Linked DNA regions of Homo sapiens: region 2 is linked to region 1. Evidence: chromatin loops called from intact Hi-C (ENCODE). Cell type or tissue: endothelial cell of umbilical vein. All regions are shown on one strand. Links, peaks and the distances in the headings refer to the core of each region. The heading gives the core; the rest is flanking DNA.

Region 1 (5,375 bases), core at 222-5,221:
CAGAGAGGTGGAATTCCATGCGTTGTGCTCGGACCTCCACAAACTGCAGGCTGATACAGAATGTGTTTACTGGGTTAGTGCAACCTAGCATGCAAACGTGGACACAGGATAGTCACAACTCCCACAGCAGCCTAAAGGAACTATGCAGGTCAGGTTGTGAAATGGCACCCAGAGTTATTTAGAAGGGCGTTTGGAATTCATAACGAGGTTGGTTTTGTTTTAAACCCTACTGTTGTCCTGGTAGGAAACAATGAGTGTTGATTACATTTTATTCTACTTAACATCAGTGCTTCTCAAGGGAGATATTGGTGACATGGAATTAGGTCTTATATTCAGGCATATAGCAAAAATAAATAAAGAACCTGGGGAGAAGATATTAAAATTTTAAGTAAAAGTGGAAATGAGACTACGAACAAAGGCAAAGAGAAAGAATATTTTAAACTGATATATCATGTGATATAGAGACATTAGCATACACTTTTGTTGGGTACGGGGAGAAATGTGGTATATAAATTATGCCAAAATCAAATTTTTCTCCATTGCTGGAGTGTATTTGGGATGGGTTTCAAAACTCTCTCAAATATACAGGGTTTTTTTGGTGTTTTTTTTACATCCTGTTTCAACATCCAGGGTCTAGACATTGGACTTCCTTCAAACAAGAGGCCAGTGAGAATAAATTTGAGCATGCAGTTGTTAAAACCACTCTCTTCCTCCACGTAGCTCTTGACAGCAGCTGCAGAAAATGAAACCTGTTGGGGGTGGAAGTGGATGGAGGTAAGGCAGTCTCAGATGGGAGGAATATGCTGATAGAGGAATCTGACCCTCAATTAATGAATGGCATCAACACCTTTCATGTTGAATGGCACACCCGAGGCCTGGGTGAGACAAGCAGGGAGAGAAGAGAAAGATCATATCTTGTTAATTGACCTCATCTCACCTCCTCCCCCATAAAAGCACATGACTTGTAACACAGAACTTCCTTTAATTTCATCAGACTACCTTGCCCAGAAACGAAGCACAGTAGTGATTATGAATGAACAGATACTTTGCCCCTACCTCTTGCCATTATCTCTTCCATAAACTTACTTAGGGAAAGCTAACATGAATCTCACTTCCTGGTTTTTAGGGGGTGATTTGAGGTTCTGGGAATTTTTTTTTTTTTTTTTTTTTAGTTCTTTAATTTTAAGCAGTCAAACACTCTGTTCCAAACAGAATGCAAATCCCACTCGTTGTACTCCTAACTTTGTATTATAAATGTTGGACTCTGTGAAAGCAGCAAGAGTAATGGTATAACTGGTGTGGATAATGACAGCTTTTGGTCTTGGAAAAGAAAAAAATGAAAAGACTTGTTCAGAATTGCAGAGCCAGGGAGTCTGGCAGTTTTTTCTCATATTTCTAGGTGATAGACAAATTGTTAGTTACCACATGTATAATTTATTAGTAATTGCTCTAATTTGCCTCCTAAGTTTCTAAGTTGCCGGTTCACTGAGATCAACTGTTTTGTACCCATAAAATAAGAATCATATGGTAATTTAATGAAGTAGCTAGCCAGTTAGCATGGTTTCTGTGCAAATGCAGTATTACCCTTGCAATTTAGAAAAGGGGGAGAGGAATAACAGTGTCAAACTTCTTAGAAGCCTAGTGACTAATTGTCACTTACTGGGATTAAAATGCTACACCCACATTTTCCTCTTGTGGACATATGGACACTAAGATAACTGTCTTTCCTTTGGGTTGTGTTGCAGTCTCTTTAAAACAAAATGCTTCCTTCCTCCTGGGAGCAGTGTAAGAGCTGCTGAGTGAAGGAAGCTGGATCCCTCCCATGGGTGATCTCTGGGAGAGAGGCCTAGAGCCTGCTAATGAAGTTAGAGCACAGCTTAAGGTACAATAGACCTGCTGCAAGGATGTTGGGGATAGGGTCAACATAGAACATTTGTTTTTTCTTTTCTTTTTTTTTTTTTTTTTTTGAGACAGAGTCTCGCTCTGTCACCCAGGCTGGAGTGCAGTGGCGCGACCTCGGCTCACTGCAACCTCTGCCTCCCGGGTTCATGCCATTTTCCTGCCTCAGCCACCCGAGCAGCTGGGACCACAGGTGCCCACCACCACGCCCGGCTAATTTTTTGTATTTTTAGTAGAGACAGGGTTTCACCATGCTAGCCAGGATGGTCTTGATCTCCTGACCTCATGATCTGCCCGCCTCGGCCTCCCAAAGTGCTGGGATTACAGGTGTGTGCCACCGCGCCCTAGCCTGTTTTTTCTTCTTAAAGCAAGCATTCTACTTCTCTCCAAACGTAATTAGTTGACTTCAGGTATGGCTATAAGAACATAAATGCAAAAATTTCTTCTTATGGCCAGACTGTCAGATTTCTCTCTGTTCTTGAATTTTCTCAACCTACCAACAATAAATTGTCTACTTATCTTTTAAACTCAGGAGCCAAACAAGCAGAGTCCTCATTCTGCTTCATGTGACATCAGCAAGACTGAACTCTCCTCTGCTTGCTGTGCTCTGTTCTTGCTGGTTTGTAAGTGGCAGCAATCATAAGAGGCAGGAACACAGCTTCCCATTTGTTTTTCAGGTTTAAGCTGTGGTTTTGGAAATGACAGGAAGTAGGAAAATGAAGCTTTTGGCTGGCCTTTGAAGAAACTGGAAGTAGAGGTGACAGAATACATGCGGATTGCTCTGGACCTTTTTGGAAAATCACTCTTTTGCCCAACACAGTTGGCAACCATCCTGGGACCGATAAAATTCCTTTGCACTTCATCAGAATTTAACTTTGGCTTAATCTGTCAAAGTCACAACCACATCTCTCAAGAGTACCATTTGGCCACAAGTCAAATACATTATCACAAACACATTAGATGTTCCTGAATAGCATTCCTAACCCATAGCTGATGTCCACATTCATCGAGCAAGATCAAATACCAAAAGAAAAAAAAAAAAGAAAAAAAGTAATTTAATCCATGCTAATTTTATTGAAATCAAGACACTTTCCTAAGTGGACAAATTTTTAGAAAAAGAGCATAAGCCAGCTGGGCGCAGTGGCTCACACCTGTAATCCCAGCACGTTGGGAGGCTGAGGTGGGTGTATCATCTGAGGTCAGGAGTTCGAGACCAGCCTGGCTAACATGGCGAAACTCTGTCTCTACTAAAAATACAAAAGTTAGCCAGGTGTGGTGGCATGTGCCCGTAATCCCAGCTATCTGGGAGGCTGAGGCAGGATAATCATTTGAACCCGGGAGGCAGAGGAAGCAGTGAGCTCATATTGCCCCACTGCACTCCAGCCTAGGTGACAGAGCAAAACTGTCTCAAAAATAAAAAAATTAAAAAAAAAAGAAAAAAGAAGAAGAAAAAGAGCATAAGCCTGGAACCTGAAATGACATCACCAATGGTTAGAAATTTTAATGAAATTGGGATACTTACAGCCTCTTGAATTTCTCAGTAGATTATTATCATATTCATCCCCAAGGAGAGTCACCTAGCTTCATGTTTGCTTGGTCAATGTTTGGTAAGCACCAGGGCGAGATGGTTGGCCCATGTATCTAAAGTAGTGCTACTCAGAGTGTGGTCTTAGGGCCAGCAGCATCTGGAAGCCTATTAGAAATGCAAATTAATGGCCCCACCCCAGCCTCCTGTAGCAGAATCTCTGCAGATGGGGGTCAGGAATCTGGGTTTTTATAAACTCTCCAGGTGATTCTAATGCTCGCTCAAGTTTAAGAACCACTGGCCTCACATCTCCAGAACAAACTGTCAACCAGCAACTGATGGTTTGTGGTTATGTCTGCAAATGAAAGAAGTGCAGCCATCCATGCCATCCTCCCTTGGTTGGAAACTAAGTCCCAGCTGCTGATTTTTGCTTCCTTTTCTCTACATTTCCAAATACCTGTGTTAGAACTGTGGGGCTCTATACATAGAAAATGTCTTAAAATAACAGTCTGTGTTTTTAAACTTGGGACTGTAAGGGGCTCCTCCTAAACATGTTTGGAGTATTTTATTTTGCTGATACTAGAAGCTGACCATTTACCTAAATAGTAATATACACCTTTCCAGAATCAGCTCTCTGGACAACCCAGCTGTCTGCTGCAAAAGAGCAAAAAACCCTAAAGTAGACCAAAAAAAGTTCCAATCATCCAACATATATATGTTGGGTAAAATTGTGCATCAAAGCTCATACCTTTTTCTAAACTCTTGGAGGCCATCAAAATCTACTCACTCTTACTTTCTAAAATTAGTTGTACCTTAGAAGTACATAAGTTTTTTAAAAATTCAGATGCATAAGAACTAATTGTAAGAGCTAAAATATAAAACTCATAAGAAAACACATGTAAATCTTCATGATCTTGGATTAGGCAATGGTTTCTTAGATATGCCACCTAAAGCACAAGCAATGAAAGAAAAAATAATTAAAATTTGAAACTTTGTGCTTTAAAGGACTATTTCAAGATAGAAAGTGAAAACACAGCCCATAGGATGGAAGGAAATATTTGCATATCACTTATCTGAAAAGAGTCTAGTATCCAGAACATATAAAGAATTCTTACAACTTAATAGTTGAAAAAAATAGGCTAGGCACGGTAGCTCACACCGGTAATCCCAGCACTTTGGGAGGCCTGGGTAGAGTTCAAGACCAGCCAGGCCAACATGGCGAAACCCTGTATCTACTTAAAATACAAAAATTAGCTGGGCTTGCTGGGGTACACCTGTAATCCCAGCTACTCTGGAGACTACACACGAGAATCACTTGAACCCAGGAGGTGGAGGTTGCAGTGAGCCAAGAACCCACCACTGCACTCCAGCATGGGCAACAGAGCGAGACTCTGCCTCAAAAATAATAATAACCCAATTGAAAACTGGACAAAAGATTTGAATAGGCATTTCTCCAAAGAAGGTATACATATGACCAATAAGCACATGAAAAGATGCTCAGCCTCTTTAGTCATTAGGGAAATGCAAATAAACACAATGAGATGCCATTTCACATCCACTAAGATGGATAGAATCAAAAAGATAAACAATAACAAATATTGACAAGAATTTGGAGAAACCGGAACCCTTATACATTGCTGATGGAAATGTAAAGTGGTGTGGCCACTTTGGGAAATAGTTTGGCAGTTCCTCAAAAAGCTAAACAATAGTCACCATATGACCTAGCAATTCCACTCCTAGGTGCATACCCAGTAGAATTGAAAATGTATGTGGAAACAACCCAACTGTCCAACTGATGAATGAACAAACAAAATGTGAAATGGTCAACCATGAAAAGGAACAAAGTACTGGTGCATTCTACAACATAGATGAACCTTGAAAACATTAAGCTAAGTGAAAGAAGCCAGACACCAAAAGCCACATATTGTATAATTCCATTTACATGAAATAT
Region 2 (5,375 bases), core at 102-5,101, 260 kb before region 1:
ATTCACTGGAGATCTTGTCACAGGCCACAGTCCAGACTTAATCCCTGCTCTCCCTTCCCACGCTTCTCAGTCTGTTTAGGCTCTCTCTCTTCTTCCACATTCTCCATTCTCCTGATTCTACTAGCCTTTGGAGGCGACCTTTCTGTTTTCCGTCTCCCAAGTATGTCACACACCTATATCATACTGGGCTAATGAAGGAAGGGGCACTGGCCTAGAATCAAGAAGCCTAAGCTCATTTGGTCATTTATTCAATCAACAAATATTTTTGAGTATTTTCTATGTATCAGGCCTTGGTCTAAGCCTTGGAAAGTGGTAATGAACAACATAGTGAAATCCCCAGCTTACATTCTAGTGGATAAAGTATACAGATTATCAAGAAGATTATAGATGGTGATAAACACTATGAAGAAAATAAAGGGGTTGATGTGATAGAGTAATTTTACAGGGTCACTTGGAGTGCAGCTGTCAGGGAAGGCTTTTCTGCCATTTAAGCAGAGACCTGATGGATGGGAAGGTGCTAACCAGATTCCAAGAAAGAGTGTTTCCGGCATCACATCCCTAATATGCCCAAGACACAGGAAGGAGGCCATGTGGCAACAGCAGGGAGCAGGAAGAAGAGAGGGACCCTAGCAAGATCAGCAGAAAAGGATGAGCTCATGGAGGATCTAGCAGCCATGCTGAGGAGTTTCGATTTTAATCTAAGAGTATGAGATTTATTTGATGTGCTTTAAGCAGAGGAATGAAACCATTTCATTTTTGTAAACATCACGATGACTACAGGGTGAAGAGTGGAATTAGAAATATCAATTAGGAGACTACTGCATAAACTCAGGAGAGAGAAGGGGGAGGATTCAGTTCTTTAGAGCTGAAGCTTATAGGACTTACAAATGGATCCCGTGTAAGAGGTAGTGGGGAGTCACCAAGATAGTGTCCAGATTTGGGCTAAAAGGCTTGGGTGGATGGTGGGTGCCCTTCACTGACACAGGACAGCATTCCAAGCCTGCCTTGCCCAACTCTGGGCAATTTTGCCTCTTCAACTTTGAAATAAAGGCGTTGAAAGGGACTGAATAAGTGGCACTAAAATACCACAGTTCTATTGGGTTATTAGGACACAAATATGTTTTTCTTGCTTCCCATTAAGAAAATAACACAAGATTTAAAATGACAGAGGCTGACATTCAAATCAAAGATCCACAAACCTACGTGGTATTGGCAAACAGATTCCACGTGCCTCAGTCTCCCCATCTGCAAAATGGAATCACAAAACAGGCCTGCCTCACTGTGCTGCTGGGAGGGATACATAATATATGTAAGGAGCCTGGAATATAACCGTTCTTGGTCAGTCCCACATTCTCCTTTCCTGACAGACCCAACAATTGTTTATTTTCTTTCTTTCATTCATCTCACTTTCTAAGTCTCTTGGCTCTAGGACTTTTCTCCAAGGATGAACTAAGATCTGGGACTCCCAGAGCAGATTTCACTTGTGTCCTTCCCTCCCTGGGGTGGTCGCTTAGTCCTGGACCTCTCTGCCTTCCCGCTTGGATGTAGACCATTTAAAGGGTGAGCGCCATGCAGTTAGCTTCAAGCCTGGGGACACCGGGGTTTCAACACCAGGGTTTTAATATCGGAGCTTAATTTTGACGCATACTTTTCCCTGCCTTCCAGCTCCACCCCTTTCCCTGATCAATGGGGCTAGGAAGGGGAAAAAGTGAACAGCAAAAACCAGTCCTGAGAAGAAAATGGGATGGAATGGCTGCTGATGAGAGAGCTCTCATCCCCTGAAATCCCACCAATACGCTTTTTTGCTGCCGATGGCCATAGTACTTCACACTTGGGGAACGACATGGACAAACTACAAGGGATATTACAGTCTCATCTGCTGCCTAAAACTAAATTACCAAAAACTAAAATTTTAGATGCCATAAAAATTCACTGATGAACTCTTTCGTTTTTCTTATTGATGCCTCTCTTTTTCATTTATCTCAATTGCCCATTTTTGCTTTCAGGAATAAAGCCAAAAAAACAGAATTCTCCAAGTGTCAAGCAAAAACACATACTTTGCACACGTTTCTCGAGGTCCAGCCCGAAAGCCTGCGCCCTGGGCGTCCCTGCTTCGGCCCCCAGAGGGGGGTGCGCTGCTCGCTCCCCTCGCTCCACCTCCCGCGTAGCCTGCGGGCCCCTGGCGGCCCAGGGCATGGGGCAGAGACGCCATGCCGGCTGATACACACGCCCGGAGGAGGTGAGGGAGGAAGCCACTTGAAAATAAACAGGTGCCGTAAAGGGCATAGGTAGCTTGCCCGGGTTTCCTGCTTCCTGGTCGCTCGCGCTCGCCTCCCCGCCGCCTCGCCTCCCCTCGAGCAGCCTCCGCACCCCGTTCTTTCACTCCTCGGCGCGTGAGCTCCTGGCAGCCTCACCCTTTTGCACATGACGCGCCTCCCCGGGTCTCCCGCAGGCAGGCCTCGCTCCTCCCTCCGCCAGGCCTGCCCGGGAGGCCTCGACCCGGCGAGGTGACCCGCCCCAGGGTCGCCGGCGCGAGGACGAGGCTGGCGGTGCGCTGCTTCCTCAGAGCCGCTTCCTCAGAGCCGGCTGCGGCGGGCCCGGGCGGGAACCACGGAGCCCAGTGCACCAGCCTCCTCGGTGCTACCGCGGGACACAGAGGAAACAGGAACAGCTGGTTTCTGTGGGCAGGCCCCGGGCTGGAACTAGAGCCAGGGTAAGGGAAGCAATAATAACATCTCACATTTGCAAGAGGGCTTTATGCTTTCCAAAACGCACTCACAAATACCCTGGCTTATGTTACTTCCTGTAAGGTGCGCAAGTATTAGGGACCCCTTTTTACAAGTGAGAAAACTGAGCCCATAGGAAGGTTAAGCATTAGTGACAGAGCTGGACTGCACTCCAACGCCACGGTGAGAGGTTTGCCCAAACATCCCTGACCTGTGTAACATCTGTCAGGAGCTTAGCGCGATGAAGATCAGATGACTCAGCGGCTCCAAAGCTTGAGAGCCCTCACTGTGGCCCTTTACTGTGTCCAGGTGCGGCCGGCGGGGGACAGGGAAAGAGATCACAGCGAAGACCCAGAAGAAACAAAAGGCAAGCGAATGTAAGAGCTTCACCACCTTCCCACTCCAGGACGGTGGACAACAAGAGGTTTGAAAGCTGTGATGTCCTCACTGTCTTCCGTCCCTCTCACGGAATGAAAAGTCGTTTTTGCCAGAATATTATACCTGCAAGATCTCACGGGGAGGAGACTGCAGCCCACCCGCTGGAGATTTTTGCCTACAGAAAGCTTCCCTTTTTTTCCAACCCAAAGACAGACTTTTATAGCCTCTCCAACTCCCCTTGAATTTTTAAGAGAGAGAAAGAAAAGCCCCAAAGTGAAAGATAGTGGTCATTTATGCCTTGGAAAGATAAATGGGTGTTTTAGTTTTGTTTTTAAATGAATTTTCCTTTTCTAAAGAATTTCTTTCAAAAAATTAGTGGGAGTTGAGGTGAGGCATGTGTTTTATATTTTTATATCCACTTTAGTAGGTTTTAATATAACGTCTTGAGTCCCTTTTGAATTTCTTTATGACCCAGGTCAAGCTGCCCTGATTCAGGTTCCACGCAGCTAAAAATTAAATTGTAGCTTCCATCCATGTCACAAATATGTAAGCTGGGGAGGTAACCTACTATCAGGCCATATTTACAGAATGGCTAAAAAACTAAGCTAAACTTCTCGAAGATGTCAATACCTAAGTGTCTTTGGGATACTTCCTGAAACTACCTGTGAGAATCTGTTCATTTTTTCTTTTAATTAGGACTTTATTTTACTGAAAAAAAAAAAACTTGAATGAAGAGAGCCAAAGTACATGGTGATGTGAGTGTGAGTCATGGAACTTGTTCTTTTTTCTGAATAATTATTTCACTTAAGAAGACATCCAGATACATCCAGATAATTTGACTATTTGCCGACCTCTTGGATGTACCATAGATTCTTATGCATTGGATCCTTGAAGACTTAACGCTTCAGGATGGCATGCTGGGCACACAAGTTCACTTCCCCCTTGCAAAGCCACATGACATTTACGGTAAAGAAATAAGGCAGAAATAAAGCCATGACACTACTGTGACCAGAAGGAAGGCCATCCGAGAGAAATATACTTTTGTGAAGTTCTTGGCAAGAAGAAAGAGGAGAGGACCAGGCCGGGCGCGGTAGCTCACGCCTGTAGTCCCAGCACTTTGGGACAAGGCGGGTGGATTACAAGGTCAGGAGATCGAGACCATCCTTGCTAACACGGTGAAACCCCGTCTCTACTAAAAGTACGAAAAATTAGCCGGGCGTGGTGGTGGGCGCCTGTAGTCCCAGCTATTGGGGAGGCTAAGGCAGGAGAATGGCGTGAACCCAGGAGGTGGAGTTTGCAGTGAGCCGAGATCATGCCACTGCACTCCAGCCTGGGCAACACTGCAAGACTCCGTCTCAAAAAAAAAAAAAAAAGAAAAGAAAAGATAAATAAAATTGATAATTTGACTATTTGCCGACCTCTTGGATGTACCATAGATTCTTATGCATTGGATCCTTGAAGACTTACACTTCAGGATGGCATGCCAGGCACACAAGTTCACTTCCCCCTTGCGAAGCCACATGACATTTATGGTAAAGAAATAAGGCAGAAATAAAGTCATGACACTACTGTGACCAGTGCAGTGGCATGACCATAACTCACTGCAGCCTCAAATTCCTGGGTTCAAGGGATCCTCCTACCTCAGCCTACTATGGAGTAGCTGAGACTACAGGCACGTGCCACCATGCTTGTCTAATTTTTTTTTTTAAGTACTGGTAGAGATGGGTACCTTGCTTTGTTGCCCAGGCTAGTCTTAAACTCCAGGCCTCAAACCATGCTCCCACCCCAGCCTCCTGAAGCACTAGGATTACAGGCATGAGCCACTGCATCAAGCCCAAAAGAGGCTTCTTATAAAAAAGGAACAACCAGAAAACAAGAAAGGGTTACTGGAAATTAAAAATATGGCTAAAGTGCCTCGTTAGCTCAGTCGGTAGCGCTTCAGTCTCATAAAAATATGGCTGCTAAAAAATTTTACCTGTAACACAAACACTGAAAAATGAAATCAAGGAAATCTACCAAAATGATGAGTAAAAAGAAATAGAAAGTATGAAACAAAAGTTACAATCAGAGAATCAATAGAAGTCCTACACCCGCCTAACAGAACTGTCAGAAGAAAGCTGAAAAAAAAATGTGCAGGAGAAAATCATTGAATAAACCATAGGTGAAGAACGGATAAACAAAATGTGGTATATACATACAATGAAATATTATCCAGTCACAAAAAGGAAAGGAGCTACATGCTACAACATGGATGAACCTTGACAACATTAT

What was found. A loop is a pair of places that touch in the nucleus more often than their neighbours do. Peaks named below come from ENCODE experiments on the same cell type or tissue, not always from the same donor. Only the 100,000 strongest peaks of a DNase experiment are listed, where the experiment ranks them.
Region 2: it touches region 1 in a loop (3-fold over the local background); 1 of 110 quality-filtered maps calls a loop at or near these places.

The regions. Positions count from the first base shown.
Region 1 is chr5:126,968,041-126,973,415 of GRCh38, reverse strand. All of the region lies in intron 1 of MARCHF3 (membrane associated ring-CH-type finger 3), which reads left to right. Among named protein-coding and RNA genes, the nearest start is that of MARCHF3, 60 kb to the left of the region's middle. RefSeq lists enhancers at 793-842, 863-952. In endothelial cell of umbilical vein, for the core only: no CTCF peak of the experiment used is centred there; DNase peaks (open chromatin) are centred at 1,715 and 2,655; H3K27ac peaks cover 855 bases.
Region 2 is chr5:127,226,579-127,231,953 of GRCh38, reverse strand. It overlaps LOC105379198, which reads left to right and starts at 1,570. Exons shown (of 5, transcript XM_041680488.2): 1 at 1,570-1,574; 2 at 2,007-2,239; 3 at 2,293-2,713; 4 at 3,036-3,103. The coding sequence starts at 1,570. It also overlaps a transcript of MEGF10 not described here. RefSeq lists silencers at 2,053-2,112, 2,263-2,682. In endothelial cell of umbilical vein, for the core only: no CTCF peak of the experiment used is centred there; DNase peaks (open chromatin) are centred at 2,263 and 2,443; H3K4me3 peaks cover 788 bases.